Regions from separate parts of the Homo sapiens genome. Here region 2 is linked to region 1. A link is a contact called in ENCODE Hi-C data. All regions are on one chromosome and are shown on one strand. The core of a region is the stretch at or near the end of the contact, and the rest is flanking DNA. Distances in the headings are between cores, read along the strand shown. Region 1 holds the start of OPA1 (OPA1 mitochondrial dynamin like GTPase). Region 2 has its middle 180 kb from the start of FGF12-AS1.

Region 1 (5,973 bases), core at 2,677-5,176:
ATCTCATCTACACCCATTTCCTCCATTACCATCCACATACCCATGTTTCTCAAAATTATGTCTAATACAGTTAAGTTCCCCCTTTTGGTCAGCCCCTCAATTTAGAGAGATTAACCAAAACTTTAGGCGTTGACACCACTCTCTGTCACCATCATAAAGACTTATTTGATCTCAGTGTGGAACTCACAAGTCGTCTTTAGTTTCAGTACGGAGTCTCACACGTCTTCTTTGGTGTTAATAGGGAATTCACAAGCCGCAGCCTGTACCAGTTAAATGATTCTTTATGTTCTTGCTGATCCACTTGGAGCGAGACCATTCAACTGTCAACGTACAGCTGCATACAAAACATTTAAGACTTGAGAGTATACAGAGCGCCAAGGGGACTATTATTGCGACTATTAAGAGGATACCATCAAAATGCTAAGGCGTACTCCTTGTTGTTATTCAAAAACAGCAATCAAAGAACAATAGAAAGTGTACAGAATTAAACATGTCTTTAAGAGTTTTCTTAAAAGTTCATGGAAATGAAAAGTTGCAATGCTCAGTGCTAGGTGTCCTCTAAAAGGAAAAATAAAAATAAAAAAATTAAGTTGCCGCCAAATGCAGTGGCGCACGCCTGTAATCCTGGCATTTTGGGAGGCCAAGGTGAGAGGATTACCTGAGCCCAGGAGTTCGAGGCCAGCCTGGACAACACGCCAAGATCCTGTGTGAAAGAAAAGAAAAGAAAAGAAAAGAAAAGAACAGAAAAGAAAAGAAAAGAAAAGAAAATTAAGAAAAGAAAAGAAAAGAAAAGAAAAGGAAAGGAAAGGAAAGGAAAGGAAAGGAAAAGAAAAGAAAAGTTGCGATGGCCAATATTAAAAAAATCAACAGTAAAACCATGAAATGAATTAAGGAAATTCCCCAGGACATAAAATGCAAAAAAAAAAAAAAAAAAAAGGTGAAAAACATAAGAGGAAAGTTAAGTGATGCAGAGCTGTGGTAATGTGGTATCCAAAGGGAGTGGGAGGATGGGGGCGGAATGCATCCCGTGGGATGAACAAAAGGATCTACTGGGATTCAGGAAGAAAGTACTGAAGCTTCTAGATGCAGTATGTTTTGTATCTTATCCTTTAAGATTATGTTAGGGTTGACTTACAATGTAAATAATTAGTACAGATACATATATAATTTAAAAATAAAAAAGTGTGCATATATACATAGGGTATATGTATGCTTTTCCTTTTAACAGACGACGAGTACAAATCTTACTTTGGAAATCACGGACATAACATATCAATCTAAGAGGACCACTATCCTCCTAAGAGATGTCTAGAAAGAAAAAGGACAGGAAAAATGAAAGGAAGATAATAAAAAATAAGAGAGAAAAACGTCTCAGAAATGAAGAAAGATAAAGGGAAAGGCCCACTGAGTGTGCCAAGTCAAATGAGTAGCAAAAGAAAACAAAACCAAACCCACACCTGGTCCAAGCCTTGAGAAATTTAGGATAAAGGATAAAGTCAAGACCCTAACAGATTCCATGAAGGGAAAAACAAGATAATCATGAAGATGAAAAAATCAGATTGTCATAAGAATTCTCAGCAGCAATAAACAATTACATTAGAAGAAAATGCAGCAATGCCTTTACAGTTCTAAAGGAAAAGAATTTTGAATATAGACTTCAATATTCAGTCAAAACTAAAAATCAAGTATGATGCAAAATAGGTTTCCCCCAGAAATCTACTCTCTTGTTCATTGACTATCACTTTTAATCAATATATCATTTCCTAATATGTAATTCTTTTAAAAATAATTTTACACAATTATTTATTGCACCCAAATGTTAGTATTGATCTTTTCACATGTCCATGAGCATGTATTTACATATGTATGCCCAAAGAAATGCTTATGCTCTCATCTGTTAGGGAGCAGGAATTTAACTGTATTCTTTCACAACATGCAAAGGAACTATAGCAAAAGAAAAACTGCAGAGCTTGGGGCTTCTGGCTTCCCACATCTCTACTTCTTTAGGTAGCTAAACTGTGCCATCACCAGGAGACATTTTTAAGCCATGACTCAATGGCATCCATGGTAACTTTAGAAATAATTTAGCCCAATGACAGCCAATTAAATAAATACCACTTATAAATCAGTTTGTTTTAAAACTCCGTCTTTGTAGTTCTTCTTATACATCTTAATTGCTCCAACAGAGAATGCTATCTTCTGCAGTCTTTTCTCTTTTTATTTAAAGAAAATCAGATATGTTTCCTCACTAAATATTGAGAAGTAGAAATGCAAGGGTTGTAAATAACTTACTTTAATACCAAGGGCTGTGAACTTACTCAAAGACTAAAATTCCATGAGATTAAAAATACCTATGCAATAATTCTAACTGACTAACACTGTTAACTATTGTTATCTCATCTAGTTCTGTATTTTGGACTCCAGTTAACCTATATAAAACAAATTGGGCCGGGCGCGGTGGCTCACGGTTGTAATCCCAGCACTTTGGGAAGTCGAGGAGGGTGGATCACATGAGGTCAGGAGTTCGAGACCAGCCTGGCCAAAATGGTGAAACCCCCTCTCTACTAAAAATACAAAAATTAGCTAGGCGTGCTGGCGCGTGCCTGTAATTCCAGCTACTCCGGAGGCGGAGACAGGAGAATTGCTTGAACCTGGGAGGCGGAGGTTGCAGTGAGCCGAGATAGCGCTACTGCACTCCAGCCTGGACGACAGAGCAAGACTCCGTCTCAAAACAAAACAAAAACAAACTAACGAATGCATTCCATTCCTTATAAACACGATAAATTATCTATACCACTTAAAAAGGTCTGGAAAAAATTCAAAACAACTGCTTAGAAGTTAATTCAGGAAAACCACGTTTTTCCAATTTTGCTTGATGCATCTTACTTCCTATCAAATGCCTGCAACAATGAGCTAAGCTTGAAGGTATCTAATGATACTAGAACAAAATTTCCTATAAAATCCAATTTAATCTCATTACAATGCATATAGTAACGCACAGAAATGAAAAGATTTCTATGATTTTCTATTTAGAATTAAACCACCCCAGGGCAACAATGATTGAGATTAGAAAGGTGGTGCCACGTTCACGACCTTGCATCAAAAAGTAAGTCTCCCTCCCGAAACACAGAAAAAAGCTGCTATTGAAAGGGCATCTCGAATCACCGTCTCTGACACCGTGTGCGTCATTGCTCTAGTTCTGACTTCTATCAGCGGGCTAGGGAAAGAGACGGACGCCCCTTTCCCCGATAGAAGAGCCCAGGTACCTGAAGATGCAATGTACACATGGCGTGGAAATGGAAGAAAAAGAAGACACCGAGAGTTAGGAGAAATGTGGAGAGAGGTGACTCATGGACAGAGCCAAACCTGGCAGGGAGAGGACAGAAAAAAGGCAAAAGAGGCAACCAGAGACAGACAGAACACTGAAGACACAAGGGTGTAAAGGGCAGAGACAAAAGGACAATAGAGACGGGCCAAGATTGAGAGGCGTCCAGAATTTTCGGGTTGGGTAGGGCCAGAGAAAAGGGCCAGTATTGAAGCCGGCTCCGAACGTAAGCCCAGCCAGGGCTCCTGTCATTCTGGGTCCTCAAGAACATCTGGGAATTCTCCAACTGCCGTCGGCCTGGCCTGAGAGTCACCTGCACATTTTTGGAGATAGAGATAAGACAGCCCCACTCTCAAGAGGCCCCAGAATTAACGGGGCCAGATTAGAGCCTGCACTTACCAGGCCACAGCGGCCCGACGTAGTCGCCACATCCCGCCGGCGGGGAGGTCACGCAGGCGCCGAGACGGCCACGCGGGAGCCCCCGTGTGAGCCCCAGCCCGGCTCCCGGTCCAGGAATGACCCAGGAAGTGGCCCTCAGCAGCAAGGGCACAGAGCCGCGGCCGAGGCCCTCCCAATGGCGCATGGACTTCCGCAAGAGCCTGACAGGCACCCGTACTCAGTCCGTCACGGAAACAACCACTTCACCCTTTCTAGGCGGGCAGCACGAACGGTCCGCGGAGGACCAGCGCATGCGCACAGTGCGTCGGGAACGGACTGGAGCAATCCATCGCCTCTCACGGGGCCCCGCCCTCTTGCTTCCGATTTGGAATTCGGAATTAGCCTTGCAGGTTAGAGATTTGGCCAGGGGAGGGAGCGAGAGTTGGGCGGGAACGGGAAGGGCTAAAGGCGTGGAATGAGAATTGATGAATGCTCACCGGGAGCCATGAATTTATTAAGAGTTGGATATTGAGGGAGCACGAAGGAAACTAGAGAGTGCAAGGTGAAATACAGTAATAGCGTACTACAAACTAATGCTTGCACATTTGCCTACCTTCTTTCTTGGGCATCTTTGTTTGAAAGCACTTTCACATCGTTAGGGCAATCATGGGAGGTGAGAAGCAGGACGAAGAGTCATGGATAGGCTAAGTCCCTTAGAATCTCTGAGGATCAGATGGGAAAGGGACTTAAATCAGTTAGGCCAGTAACGGGTTTGGAATAAGCTTGTGTGGTTTATAAAAGGCGTCAAAATGATTTGTTCAACTGTTTCTTCCGGATTTTAAGCCCACCAGTTTGTTGAAATGGTCCTCGTCAAGGCCTCCACCAGCTCCCTATTGTTTGTGGCCAGTGAGCCTGCCACAGCATTCAGTTCAGATGCCTAGTGCTGAGCACTCCTTCAACTACTTTTTCTTTTGGCTCTCTGGCCATCACATTCTCCTTTTTCCCTGGAACTGCTGCTCCCAGGCTTCTTTGATGGCTCCCCTCCCAAATTTCTCAATGTTGGACAGGCCCAGATCTCAGCCATCTTGAGCTCCTCTCCTCCATCACTTTAAATACTCCTTTCCCCTTCCAACACAAACCTTTTATGTTTTGTAAGGAAACCAGGGCCCGTAAAAGGGATGTGGCCTGTGAACGGTTATGAAGCCAATTTTTAGGGACTAAAATAAAAGGGTCCTGTGCATCCTCTTTACTTCAGGGACCTTTCACCTCCTCCCCACTACCCGCCCCCCACCCATGCCACACACATACACAAATACACAGAGCATAAAGACAATTCCTTTTCCCTTAATTGTCAGAATCATAAGTCTGGACCCATGCACTCACAATACCACCAAGAGTAGACCTAGCCATTGATAGTAAACTTCCCAAATGCAGGACTCTTAGAATTTTCTTTATTTATTGTGGTGACTGTTTCAATGGCAGGTCCAGAGAGCAATTTGCTGTACCAACCTGTGCAAACTGTAGATCTTCCTGGGATTGTAGGGTTGTACAAAAAGTGTCTTTGTAATCGTTACTTCCTTGTTATTTTAGAAAATAAAATAAGAGAAACCAAGAGACTTTAACAACAACAACAAAAAAGAAAAATTAGGGATAAAAGACTTTAACCATAAAAAAAGGAGAAACTAACCACCATCACCATTTATATATGGTTATCATATGTTTTATGAAGCCCTTGTTTTGCAGTTCTACTTCTAGGCATTTATCCTGTGGAATCATTCCCATGTATGCAAAGATGTATGCATGATGATGTTTATTTCTGCACTGTATGAAATGGGAAAAGATTGGAATCAGTATAAATGTCCATGTATAGGAACTAGACACATAAATTACATCCGTACTAGCCATGAAAACCTATGCTTTAGGTCTGTATGTCCTGATAAGGAATGATCTCCCATAGATACATAGTGTTGCCATGAAAAAAGGGCAAACTGTTGTATAATAAACTGCAACCATTGGACCAAATTCAGCCCACAGACCTGTTTTGTTTGGTTTAGACAGTGTTGGCCTATGCAGTGTTTTAAAAATAACACTACATTTGGGCTGGGCATGGCGGCTTATGCCTGTAATCCCAGCACTTTGGGAGGCCGAGGAAGGCAGATCACGAGGTCAGGAGTTTGAGACCAGCCTGGCCAATATGGTGAAACCCTGTCTCTACTAAAAATAAAAAAATTAGCCAGCTACTCGGAGGCTGAGGCAGAAAAATTGCTTGA
Region 2 (6,301 bases), core at 577-3,076, 1.5 Mb after region 1:
GCAGAAATCTCCATTTTATTTAGTATTGATCAGACACAAGACTCTGCCATTATAATTGTAAAAGTGGCAGACACATAGTAGGTGTTCAGCAAACAATGGTAATTTTCTTCTTGCCTCTGCTTAAAATGTTGGTATCTTAGGGAATGTTGTCAGGAGGGAATGAGTACGTGGGCAAAGAACAGATTTTCTTTTGTGCTAGTATTATTTTGAACCTAGACAGACTGTCCTTTTGCTTTGTTAATCTGGCAATTACTTCTTTGCAGAATCAGCAATTAACAAGGTCACTCTGACCTTCCTTGAGGCAAACTATTAAGTTAGAATGCCTACTGTGCTCTAGCTATTTGGCTGATGTGGTTTCTGGGGTTTGTGGGAATCCTGCCACATTTGTAAGATTATTCATGTTCTCTTTGCATTCAGGTACAAATAAACACAGAAGTAGCATATTTCACATGTATATTCTATAAACATTTGCTTCAAACAATAAGACACTTTTTTTCTGAATTGATGGCTTTTACAAAAGGCAGTGGATTTCAAAAAAGCTAATTTTTAAAAATTAACATTTCTAATAATGAAATCTCCAATGTCCACTTTTATTTTCTATGGCGTCCTGTTAAAATATAGAACATTTAGAAAATGATTTTAGTGACCCATATATTTTAAGATTTTTTTCTCTGTTGTTTGTTTATTGATCAGGTTGTCTTCCCTAGACTGATTAACACTGAAGATTAATAGACAGGAATATAATTACCCAATTAGAAACAGAGCCTTCCCGTGTGGCCAGCTAATTCTCATTTAACTGTTTCAGAATAGTTTATTCCAGTTATTAGATCGAGCAGTGGATATGTTCAGTGGAGACCTAGACAGACTTGATGGACATGAAAAACAAAAAAAAAGGAGAGATGGAAGGAAGATGAATCATACACATTCTTATATGAATTTTTAAGGATACATTGCATAAGGAAGTGTTCTTTTGAAAATTTATGGCTATTTTAAAATATTGAGGCACAACCTGGGGCAATATGAGCCCTGTGATTAAAGTAATCGAATGATGTCTATGCCTCCATTGCCAATAAAGTGCTCCTTTACCCTTTGGTGTGGCTGCTTCAAGGTCTTTCTTGAGCAAGACTTACTTCTTTATGTCAGATTTGTATTTGACTTCTCTGTTTTTTCACTTTGTTTTCAGGAGATTGCGTTTCTTATATTTCACCAAGGTAAGCTTTTTTTTAAAAAATGTGCTTTGATTACCCACCCTCCCAAATTCTTAAGTACATCCATCTAGTAACTATCACTTCTCTATAACCATTCCCTTCATCTCTATTGGTTGCTGCCTTGTAGCCTAGTAATATTCACATAATTTCCCTGTTCCTCTCAGAGTACCCCACGCATCCTTCCTTGTTACATTCCACCTATCAATATCTTCTTCTTGAGGGACTTTTTCCTTAGTTCAGCTAAGAGCCAGGTCCTTATCACACGCCACAAAAAATTAGCCTTGCAGACCATTTGAAAGGCGAGAATAATGGGATTTACTGGGAAAAAAGGATAAAAGGGAAACAGCGACTCTCCACAAAGCCAGAACCCCTGGTGGTGCGCTTCTCGCCTCGCAGTTTTAAAATCCCGGGTTCTACACAGGAAGAGGAAGGGCCAGGCTCCTCTCTGCTGGAAACGGTACGAACTTCCGTGGCTCCACCCCAGGGCGCACTCCTCCCAGTGCACCGGCGGGTTGCAGTTCTGCCAGGAAGCCCTTCCCACCCGGCTGTCTCATTGTCATTTGCGTATTTTTTCTATTTATGTCAAACTCAGCCTAACAGACTGCGTCTACTTCCTCACTACCTAGCCACTTTTTTCGCCTCAACATTTTTAAGCATTTACTCAGTTCAAAGAGCCACTAGTTCTACCAGATTTGTTATGACAAAAAATGATTCACAGACCCTTTTTCCTTATTTCCTCTTTTCCAGAGACAATCACTTTCAATTACTCTTTATGTACGTACGTTAGTATCTCTAAATAACATGGCTTGTTTTTTTTTTTTTTTTTGAGTCTGAGTTTTGCTCTGTAACCCAGACTGGAGTGCAGTGGTGCCATCTTGGCTCCCTGCAACCTCCATCTCCCAGGTTCAGGCGATTCTCCTGCCTCAGCCTTCTCGGTAGCTGGAATTACAGGCGCCCACCACCATGCCCGGCTAATTTCTGTATTTTAGCAGAGACGGGGATTTCACCATGTTGGCCAGGCTGATCTTGAACTCCTGACCTCAAGTGATCCACCAGCCTTGGCCTCCCAAAGTGTTGGGATTACAGGCGTGAGCCACTGCGCGTGGCCCACTATTTTCTTATTTCCCACTATATATATATATATATATGTATGTGTGTGTGTGTGTGTGTGTGTATGTATGTATATACATATGTGTGTATATGTATGTATATACATATATGTGTGTATATGTATGTGTGTGTGTGTGTGTGTGTGTGTGTGTGTGTGTATATATTTTTTTTTTTTTTTCAGATTTGGCACTATTGACTACCCACTATGACAGATGAGAATTTAGGTTCTTCCCACTCCACATCTCCAAAGATGTGTGCAAACTTCCATCTTATTCTTCCAAAAGATATTTATTATTATTTTGGTTAGAACAATATTCAGTCTTGGAAATTTTTCTTGAGTGAGCCCACTGCTTTTTCCCTCTGCTTTCTTCATCTTTTTGGATTACCTTTTTAAAGATGTTTTCAACTTTATCCTCTGAAAGTTATATTGAGTTTTACTCTTTTCCCTCAAGCTTTAAATTTTATAAGATATCTTTTTGTTTCATGAGTAGTTCTTTTCCATAATACCGAAAGTTGTTTAATGAATGGAATATAATATCTTATTTCTTTGAAAATATTAGTAATACTTTTAAAAAATATCTTTTCATTTGCATAGTCTCAACTTTCTGCAAGTTGTTTTCTTCTGTCTATGGCTTTGGACTCCCTCTTCCATGTTAGTGGCTTTCCATACTTACCTAGTGATCCTGGCTGTCTCTTCATATTTGAGAGTGTTGTGGGCTAAAAGGCTAACTAGAAACTCTGAGTAAGTGGATGAGTCTCACTGACGCATCATTTCACCGTGACAAGATTGGGCTAAGTCATCTGTTAGAGAAGACGTGAAGTCCAAATATTTAGGCTTTTATTTTATTGGAAGTCAGACTTCATAAGAACCTTCTGATCTGTAGTCTGGAGGGTCAAGGCCTAGCTGCTGATATTTTGTGAGTGGGAAAAGAAGGCTGAGAGATCAGCATTTTATATGCATCAATTTCTTTGGTCTCTCTGTTCGCATAAATGATACCAGCCCTAGACCATCCCTATAGTCCAATAGTCCAGAGACCCTCTGCTGTCAACTTGGTTAAGCTGAGAAATATGTTTTCTAGACTCTCTTTTCCTGTATTCTTCTATGTTAGAGTGGCCAAAAAATAAAAAAAAAACTTTAATAAGATTCAGAAGAAAGAAGTGAAGCATCACTCAATACACTGTGAAGCTCTTTTCATGGTCAAATAGGTCAGACACACAATAAGGGTTTGTCAGGTTCCCACTTGTCCTCCCTCTCCTGAACTTCACATTCAGTGTTTCTTGCAAAGTGTTTGCCATGCTGACAACAGGGGCCTCAGGCCCACAGTTAGATGCTTTGCTGAAGATCTATAGGCATAAGAGCTACCTAGAAGCAATAGTACCCCCTAGACCTTTCCGTGAGCTTCCTCTCTGCAGCCCCAATTCACTGTTGGACATGTGTGGCTTCTTGGATTGAATGGGTGGTTATTTCTCTGATTCTCCAGTGTCTTCTACAACTATGTAAATTCTAGTTGCCATGACACACACCTAATTACATAACACTCATAGTCACCCTGCTTCTCTGTCTGAACCTTGATAGATTCTCAGCTTTAATCTCTTCAGAGGATAAACCTGCCATCATCTGCTCAGACGTGTGCTAAAACAGAAGAGGTCTTTGCAAGAAATTTTAGAAAGAGTTGGTTTCCTAGGTGGAACTCATGTGATTAGAAAGGAGATCACTTCTCTAAACACACACACACACACACACACACACACACACACACACACACACACCCCACTCCACTTCACCAAATACTCCCAGAGTTATCTAGTGCTATTGGTTCCTCAAGTCGGTTCCTAGCTTTTCCCATTGCAGTCTTAGGGTATGGCTTTCTCTCTGCTGCTACATCAGTTATCTTTATTCCATCTATGTTCTAGCATTCAAAATTTTTAGTTTATTGATTTCCCTGCTCCTAATCCCCCCATATTTGTAGATTTATGCCTTAAATATTACTTGATATTTCAGTGGGATTTCAGTTTTATTGGGATTTCACCAGGAAGTAAACTCAGAAAAATTTAGTTAATTTACCATATTTCCTGAATCACCCCATTTTCTTTCAAAATTTATGGCCTGGCTACTGGCTGTCAACCCTACTGCTGTTCCTTTTTTATGAATAACCTAATTGTCACATCAAAGGGCCTGCTTTTTGAGTCCTTGTTGTCCTTATTTTTCCTTCAGTATTTGACAATACTGACCTTCCTTCTCCTGTATTTCCTCTTCTCCCTCCTTCTTTCCCTCTCTGTCTCTCCCTCCCTCTCTCCTTTTTTCCTTGTATACTGTCTCTACTATCACTAACATTTCTGGAGTATTCATTTTATGCCAGCTTTTCTGTTAGGCATCACCTTTCCTCTTCAGAGGATGCCAGAAACTTAAACCAAAAGACTGGGTAGCAGAAAAACCTGTAAATTATATTGTGCCTTCATTGATAGCATGTGAATAATTCCTCCCACTCAGTGAGGAAATTACAGGTTGTAAATTACCTCATGCTACCAGGATTTAAAACAGACAGCAAATCAGTCTGCATGACTGCTTCCTTCTAAGGCGGCCTGGCTGTCCATTATTTTAGGGTTTACACTCCTCTGCAGGACATCTGGTTAATAGAATGTGGGCTTTGGCTCTGCTAGACTAAGCACTGAACAGGGACTCCAGTGAGGACATGGGGAAAGGTCCTTTTCCAATACACTGGAGACGAGTGTTCAGTCTGAGGGAGGAGCTGGCCTTCTGCTTTTGTCAGAAATCCTGAAGTGGAAGTCAAATAGAGCAACCGAGAGAGTAACCACCACCTGTTGTCACTGTGGAACTCTTAAGGAGAAAGAACATGGTTTTCTGCAAACAAAAATCCTGGTCCCTTTTTATAGGGCAAATGCAGAGTATTTCCTTCAGATTCATTTTAATTAAAAAAAAAAAAAAAGCTTAGCTAGAGAAGCAAAGAGTATTTCTCAAAAGGGCTTAGAGAAAATGAAAAAGAATTAATTATTGGTGCTTTAAAAGAGAAGAAAGACTGAGAAAATTCAAACAGCAGCAGCAGCCACCATTTTAACTACAAATATCAATGCAGCAGGCTACTCAAAGTTCTCTATGTGGTAGGACAATGAGACTAATTAGTAAGAGGCTAATCTCCTGTTTCATCTTCACTAATTGTTATTTCACTTTTGATCCTCCTTGCTCTGATTTGGGTAATATCCACATAAAGAACCTGAATTTTCCAGAAATAAATAAAAAAATAGATGAAATAATAACCTCTAATAGTTTGGGAAAACAATACTGCTAAGAGAAGATAGGACAATTCTCCATTTCTTTTATAGATGTTTCAGAACTAGAGTTGAATATAGTCATTCCTCATTATTCCTGGATTCCATATTTGCAAAATTGTCTACTTGCTAATATTTATTTGTAACCCCCAAGTCAATATTTGTGCCACTTTCCCAGTCATTTATGGACATGTACAGAACACCAAAATGTCGAGTCACCCCAGGTACAGGTAACTAGCTGAGAGTGAACAAGAGGATACTCTACCTTCTTGTTTCAGCTCTCATACTGTAAACAAGTGTACTTTCTGTGGTCTATTCAGTACCACGTATTTCTCATTTTTGTTCTTTTTCTTCATGTTTTCACTGGCTCCTGAGTGTAGCGCTGAAGTATTGTCTAGTGTTCCTAAGGGCGAGAAGGATGTGATGTACCCTACGAAGAACAAACGTGTTAGATAAGCTTAATTCAAGCATGAGTTATACTGCTGTTAACCATGAGTTCAACATTATTGAATCAGCAATATATACTAAATAAGGTGTCTTCGAACAGAAACAAATATAAAACAAGGTTATGTGTTTATTAACAAAAATGCTGTGACCAGAGGCTCACAAAAACTTAACTCCATATTTTCCCTAGGAGCAATGGTTTAATATTTACTAATTCAGTGTTTGCTGCAACTTTGTAGAACAGAACTACT

Evidence for each region. Hi-C counts contacts between places; a loop is a spot of excess contacts on that map. Pooled maps may share reads with other maps.
Region 2: a map with no recorded cell type shows a loop between it and region 1 (2.8-fold over the local background). The contact joins the enhancer-like site here to the promoter of OPA1 in region 1. A Hi-C loop is called at or near these places in 2 of 37 single-sample maps with no recorded cell type and 2 of 50 pooled maps.

The regions. Positions count from the first base shown.
Region 1 is chr3:193,591,161-193,597,133 of GRCh38, reverse strand. It overlaps OPA1 (OPA1 mitochondrial dynamin like GTPase), which reads right to left and starts at 3,926. Exons shown (of 31, transcript NM_130837.3): 1 at 3,725-3,926. The coding sequence starts at 3,756. It also overlaps a transcript of ATP13A4 not described here. RefSeq lists enhancers at 3,368-3,447, 2,961-3,612, 4,048-4,097, 4,148-4,217, 3,613-4,264 and a silencer at 3,678-3,827.
Region 2 is chr3:192,059,161-192,065,461 of GRCh38, reverse strand. No RefSeq gene overlaps it. Among named protein-coding and RNA genes, the nearest start is that of FGF12-AS1, 180 kb to the left of the region's middle. Within about 2 kb of position 1,826, at least 6 of the 41 ENCODE cell types and tissues checked have a DNase peak (open chromatin) inside an H3K27ac peak, as active enhancers do.